Regions from separate parts of the Homo sapiens genome. Here region 2 is linked to region 1. Evidence: chromatin contacts called from ENCODE Hi-C data. All regions are on one chromosome and are shown on one strand. The core of a region is the stretch at or near the end of the contact, and the rest is flanking DNA. Distances in the headings are between cores, read along the strand shown.

Evidence for each region. A loop is a pair of places that touch in the nucleus more often than their neighbours do. Pooled maps may share reads with other maps.
Region 2: a loop to region 1 is called in a map of B cell, with 20 times the contacts of the local background. The contact joins the promoter of BAMBI here to the promoter of THNSL1 in region 1. A Hi-C loop is called at or near these places in 3 of 168 maps with a recorded cell type or tissue (B cell, CD8-positive, alpha-beta T cell and naive thymus-derived CD4-positive, alpha-beta T cell) and 6 of 50 pooled maps.

What each region holds. Positions count from the first base shown.
Region 1 is chr10:25,015,121-25,018,313 of GRCh38, reverse strand. THNSL1 (threonine synthase like 1) reads right to left here and starts at 1,702. Exons shown (of 3, transcript NM_024838.5): 1 at 1,622-1,702. It overlaps ENKUR (enkurin, TRPC channel interacting protein), which reads left to right and starts at 2,156. Exons shown (of 6, transcript NM_145010.4): 1 at 2,156-2,454. The coding sequence starts at 2,378. RefSeq lists enhancers at 981-1,060, 1,660-1,954, 1,265-2,027 and silencers at 1,311-1,390, 1,571-1,770, 2,101-2,150.
Region 2 is chr10:28,675,727-28,679,380 of GRCh38, reverse strand. BAMBI (BMP and activin membrane bound inhibitor) reads right to left here and starts at 1,860. Exons shown (of 3, transcript NM_012342.3): 1 at 1,408-1,860. The coding sequence starts at 1,483. RefSeq lists silencers at 963-1,107, 1,833-2,392.

The DNA of each region.
Region 1 (3,193 bases), core at 453-2,952:
AGTGTCATTTCAAGAGCATTATAAAAACTAGAAATAATTTTGCTTAAACACACTTTCAAAAGGCAAGGAGAATTGCAGATCAAATGTCTAAGAAAAAAGAAAAGTTTTTTTCCAAATGATTTAACAACCTGCTCATGGCTGTAAACTAACTATACCACAGTGAGGTCTTGCACAAATTGTTTAGCATTTTTTAAAGCATAATAAATATACAGACATCAGTGAAATTATTTTATTTCAGTAACCCCAGAACATCAAGGCTACCAAAGGCCAGTTGGTGCTAACTGCAGAAATCATGTTTTGCCCTTACTTGCTATTTCAGGAACTGATTAACACAAATAGTCTCAAGGTGTTCCTTCTAATTAGAAAATTCATAAGCTTTAGCCAGTGACTATCCACTTGGCTAATGGCGTTATCATTCCATGAGTCCTTGGTTCGAATCTTCGTACATACAGGAGGTTTCCCGCCAAATTTTTTCTCTATACTTGCTAAACAGAAATCCCAAACATAAAATACTCAAGGGCGAAAAGAAAGGGGCAAAGTGATATAGATTTGGATCTAGATCTAAATATAGATCTACAGATCCATCTATCTAAAATGTTTTGGAAGACAATCTGATGTGAAGAAATCTGGAGAATTTTCCCTAAGCGTCTGGGACAAAAATTAAAATCAACTGTATACAAAAAAAAAAAAAAGAAAAACTTAACGTATTCTTATGTAGTGAAATTCAGTAAGAGCCCAAAGTAAGGACCTACACATTCAGTAAAGCCTTTTTATACAGGAACTAAAAGGTTCACCAGGCCATTGTGTTGTTTTAATCACTCCGCCAGCCAACCAGGCAGTGAGAAACCCAGACTCAAGTGTGTTTTCTCTCCTCTCCGGGAAGCTTTATTTCCTTCGGGCAGAGTGGCCTCTGTACCGGTGGTTCAGAGGCATCCATCTTCCTCCCCAAATCCTATTACCAAAATGTCTTTTAAACACTCGGGTAAAAGCGTCTAAATGACTTTCCTACGGCAGGCCCATGTGCATAGATTTACGGGTGACCAGGTGGAACAAAAAGGAATAAAACCGCTTCTCAGAAGACAATTTTCCAACAAGGGACACCAAAAACTGGACAAAAACGTAAAGGCCCACTTAAAAGGCTTCTCCTCTTAGTTTAGGCTGCTCATTTACAAAGAGCAGGTCCACTGGTTCCTGGAGAACGACCTAGAGGAAGAGTCCCGACCCGGGGAAGAGCAGGCGCAGAGCCGACCCGGAGGACCGCCCAAGGGGCGGTCCCGGGAGCAGGGGCGGGAGGGCGAGCGCAGCAGGCGGAGGAGGCCGCGGGCCCCGTGCGCGCACTCACACACGTGGCGGGCAGGGCTGCGCGGCGTTCCGAGGAGCCTCGACCAGAAGCAGCAGGAAAAATGCGCGCAGAGTTGAGATGACCAGCGAGTAGCGGAAAGGGGAAGGGACGGTACGGGGAAAGGCATGCGATGGGAGCGGGCTGGCTTCTAGTTTTCCTTCCTTTCTCCTCCAATAACTCACCAAGGAAATCTCACTGAGAAGACGGGGGAAATGAAAGGAAATGGGGGAGCAGTGTCCACGAGCCGCTAAAGCCTCCACAGGAGACGGAGCACCGTACCTGCAGCTAGCTCCCCGGTCCCGCCCCCGCGCAGTGGACTCTGCGCCTGTGCCTGCGGCGGCCAGCGTGCCTCCGCTCCACGCCCTTCCCCGAGCGGCCTCGCGCAGGGCACGTGACTCTCCTTTCTCACTGTAGCCTATCCGAGCACTCCGATCTCCTCAGGCTCCTCCCCTCCCTCGTCTCCCTGGCGGCGCTGGCCTTGCGTCCTCGTGGTCTCAGCCGCTCGCTCCGCCCACACCGCGATTGGGGCCTGCTCACAAAAACCTTATTGGGTGACGCCTGCGCACCAGCTGCGCTTTGCCGTCTCTACTAGGATTTTTCTTTTTTCCCCAGATACACAGAAATAGAAAAGAGCACAGTTTTTAAGGGGACATCATTTTCACCCCGTTAACTTTCAAAGGCACGTAAAAACAGTGGCTTCCAAATGAGCTTCTCTAGCAGAAGGCGCTGCAGAAAGAGGGAAGAGGGGAGACCTAGTTTGCGGTGCTGCCTGCCACTTCCTCGTTGCCTAGTAACGGTTTCCACGGCAACCGCACAGTCAACGACGCTTAGCAATCCGGAGAGAAATAGGGTGTTTTCTTCCCGAGAGAGGACTGCTAAGAGGGGGTTAAAGGGGGACGATGTGAAGGAGAGAACCTGTGGTCCTTCAGAAGGCGAAGAAGAAAGAAAGGGGAAGCAGTGAAGAAAGGGACGGAGATACTGGGACAGGGAGAAAAAAGTTGTGGAGAGTAGCTTTTAAGGAGTCATTTGGTGGCCATGGATCCAACGTGCTCTTCTGAGTGCATTTATAACCTCATACCCAGTGACTTGAAGGAGCCTCCCCAGCCTCCTAGGTATGTGGATAAGCAAAGACTATCACTTGAAACAAGAATGGGGAATACTCAGTATTAATTAAGCATACATATACTGGAATTTTTAATAATAAATAAAATGTATTTTTGCCTCGATGAAGTAGCCTTGGAGGATAACTTGTTAGAGAAAAGGTCGAAATATCTAGGTATTCAGCATCTCACAGTTTTACAGAGAGGGCAGTCTGGCGCTGTGAGATGACCATTTTATTATATTACACTTAACCTCTTATTAATACGGTATGTGATTATTGTGTAATTTAATTATATGTGATATACAGCATAGTATGAAGTTTCATGTTGAAAAGAAAAAAATCACAATTCTATTATCTTGTTTAAGGATACTTGATGTTTGGTTTCAGGAGTTCGGTGTTGTATTTCTAACTGCACTACTCCCTCTCTAATGGGATAGGATAGGACTTTTCCCCCAAGATTTTTATGAAATATAAATTTACATTTGCTTTTGAGCCTCAGGTTTTTGATCAGTGAAACGAAATATCTACCACTATTAGGCAGTTTCTAAGGACTTTTTCAGATCTAATGGTTTAAATGGAAGGAAGAATTGGTGGATAGATAATGAACCAAAAAATATGTAATTGAGTTGAAATTTTACATAGGTCTTAGAACCTCTTAAATTCTCCAAATCTCAAAAACGTGCAAAGGAAGCACTTCAGTTACTCCCATCTGTAGGGACTTCTTAGAACTTACTTAAATCTGTGGGGAG
Region 2 (3,654 bases), core at 611-3,110, 3.7 Mb before region 1:
CTGTCCCCTTCTCGTTACTGTATGTAGTGATTAAACAAAAATGTCTGCTTTAGTCAAGATGGCTACAGGAGAGACTGCTGGCTTCTTTTAAAGCTTTTGAAGTCCGCAGCCGTCAGAAATCTCTGATCCCCTAATTATATCATTATCAGGCACATAGTTTCGGTATCTGTGACTTCATGTCAGCCTCAGTCCCTCCCTGTTCTGCCCGCCTTTGATAGGGCCAGGAGGCTCCCCTCTGCAAGCCACAAGGGCTGTTATTTAGGGTTAATTACACCCTTCCTTCCAAAATAAATAAATACTGTAGCACATCATCCTCGCTGGGCTAGCTTATGCTTTAACCTCATGCCTGCTACATAGCAATTAAAGAGAAGTAGGGGGCTGCAAAGACTAAACTGCTTCCTACTTAAAAAAATTATCTGTTCACAGAACAGTAGGTAGATTTCACAGCAGGGAGGTGAGGAGAACCTTGAAATTCGGAGACAGTTCGGGTTATTTCTTTCTAAAAGGTGAAAGCCTGCAGAGGAAAGAAGAAACTGACCCGCTGCCTTTTTTTTTTTTTTGGTCCTGTTTGTAAAATATGAGGTGAGTGGCAGTGAGACGCTGACAGAGCCTACTCCTCCCGGCTGCTGAAAAGCAACACAACACACACTTCTGCACACCTCGGACACCTAAACTCTCAGGGAGACCCACACACTCGCTCGCACACAGAGAGATGTACGCAGAGACACACTCACACAGAGACTCAGATGCACATTCAGAGATACAAAGACACTTAGAGACAGACACAGAAATGCATTCAGAAAGACACACTCAAGATCAGAGATACAGAGACTCACACATTCAGAGACACAAAGACTCAGAAAGAGACACAGAAATGCATTCAGAGATACATTCAAAGAGACACAGAGATACGCTGAGTGATACAGAGGTTCAGACACACTTTCAGAAACACAACGACACTCAGAGACACAAAAATGCATTTAGGGATACTGAGACTCAGAGACACACTCACAGAAATACACCCTGAGGCACTCACACAGACACGCTGAGGGCACGCGGCAGCTACAGGCCAGGATCTGCGATTCCTCCCGGCCGCCCGAGCCCCCAGGGTGCGGAAGCGGCGGCGTCGAGGCCGAGACTCCGGCCCCGCTCCCCGCTGGGCTGCAAACGCGCCGCTCCCCGCAGGCAGAGCCAGGAGGACCCTCTGATCAGCGCCTGCCCTTAGATCGGAGTCCGCATCCACGCGCCAGGCCACCGCCGCGACTTCTAAGAACACAGCAACTTGTCGCGACCTGCGGCTCCGGCGCAGGAGGGAGCCTCGCCTGCCGCTAACAAAGCCTCTGCAGCCGGCTCCAAAGCCCCGCGGCGAGGACGGGACCCCGGGCCCCGTGCGCCCCCGGCACCCACCTTTGGTGAGCAGCACGGCCATGGCGCAGAGCTCCAGCTGCAGCCAGATGAAGATGTAGCTGGAGTGGCGATCCATTGACGCCCCGCACGGCCGCGGCGCCCCCGCCGGCTTCCGGAGCCCCGGCTCGGCGGCAGCCTACGACCCCCGGAGCGCGCAGGGCATGGGCCCTGCCCGGAGCGGCGGGCGCCGTCAGCGGCGGGGCTGGGTTTCGGGCCGCTGCCGGAGCATGGAGCGCGGCTACAGGGCGCGCCCAGGAGCCCAGAAAAGTTTCCCGGTCCCCCGTCGGCGGCCACTGGCTCCCTTGCCCCGCTCGACTCTAGGGACGCACGCTAGCCCCGGGTCGGGAGTGGGCTCCCGGCCTTCAGTCCCCGCTAGCGGCCGTTCTCAGCGAAGAGAGTAGGGTCTCCACAGCACGCAAGGGTATCCGCCGCAGCTCCCGCCCGCGCCAGCCCAGGTCTCTCCGGCTCCGCGCCGTAAATAGCGCCCCGCGCCGGGAGCCGGCCTGCACCGCCCCGCCTCGCCCCGCCCCACGGCGTCCGATTGGCCGCCGGGCTCCTGTCAATCCGCCCCGCAGCGGGGGGCGGGCCCAGACGCGAGCGCTGGGGGACCTGCCCGGCGGCTCCGAGCGGCGCCGGCGTCTGGGGCGCCCGGCTGGGGCGCCCGGCTGGTGCGCTGCCGTCTCCCGCGCTCCCCCTTGCGGAGGCCTGCGCGTCAGTGACCTTCGCGAGGCGCCGGGGGAGCCCAGCCCCGGGACCGGCTCGGGAACCCGCCTCCGAGACCCTGACGGCTCAGCCTCGGGTGGTCAGCGTTCCCCAGCGCGGGGCTTCTTTTGGGTGCCCCCCGAAACACGCAGGGGGTCCGTGTGGTCGTCCTCCCCGGCCGCACTGCGTTTTCTGGAACCCCCAGGGGCGAGTGACAATGCCCCGGCCTGTGCAGGTGGCGGAGGAGGGTTCGGGTGGGAGCCCGGGGGAGGCGGCCCAGCGCTGGGGTCTGCATTCAGCCTTCGCCCCCCACCCCCTCAGCGTGTCCGCCTCGAGCTGCCCGCCATGGGATCAATAAAGCCCAGACAGACTGACTGTTGATCCGTTAGGAGCCGCTAGGTTCTCCCGGGTACGCGGGACGAGTAGCGGGCTAGAGACACTTAACGAAAATTAGCAAATCCAAAAGCACCCGGCGCCAACGAGACGACACTGGCCGAGACTGACACTCAATTAACCACCCCCCAAACAATGGCTGGCAAACACGCCGGCTGACCCTGATCAATATCAGCCCCGCAGTGATCTCCTCCTTGAGATGCTAATTCATTTATTAGGGATCGCGGGGCTGCCCTTCCCAAGGTACTCAAGGTGGTCTTGCTGTAGTTTTGTTTCCCCCTCCGCTTTGGAAGGAATTAAGGTTAAAACTCATTATCTGAGGGAATGTTCTTTTATCCTCTCCCTCCAAAACCTGAGATGAACAAAAGTCGACCATTTGCAAAATTCTTCTTGAGAATCTGCCAGAGCTTCCCTACCGGATATGTCAAAAGGGGGTGGGGGGTGGGGAAGGAAAGAAAGAGAAGCACATTTCATGCTAAGGTGAGAATTATAAAGACAAATCCTTTAGGACTAGAGTGCAGACATGAGCTTTGAGACTAAGAAAAATGTACATATGTCTTGAGGACTGAAAGTCAAGGCGAACATATCTCAAACGCCTAACCTTTTAAAGTTGTTGAAAGTCTGCAGAGCTGCAGGATGTAGTTAATGAAATTGTCTTTGAAAAATAATGTTTATGTGCAGAAAAATAAAATAATTTCATAAACTGATGCTCAGACCATTACTTCTCTAGATCAAAATTGCATCTAAAAGGAGAGAAGGAGAAATCCAGTAGAAGTTTTAAAAGAAAATTAAACTGGTTAGGGCACCAGGTAAACAGCAGGTTTCTCAGAAAAGTTTCTCAAGGGGCGTGCTGACAAGGCAGTCCTGGGGCCGAGTTTGATTAGAACTTCCTGGCTACTAGAACCTTGACAAGTTAACAATTGTAAGGGTTTTATGCAGACAAGACTTTTTTTTTTTTTTTTTTTTTTTTTGAGACGAGTCTGGCACTGTCGCCCAGGCTGGAGTACAGTGGCGCGATCTCGGCTCACTGCAACCTTCCGCCTCCCGGGTTCAAGCCATTCTCCTGCCTCAGCCTCCTGAGTAGCTGGGATTACAGGCACCTGTCTCCACGCCTGGCTAATTTCTGTATTTTTATAGAGACGAGGTTTCGCC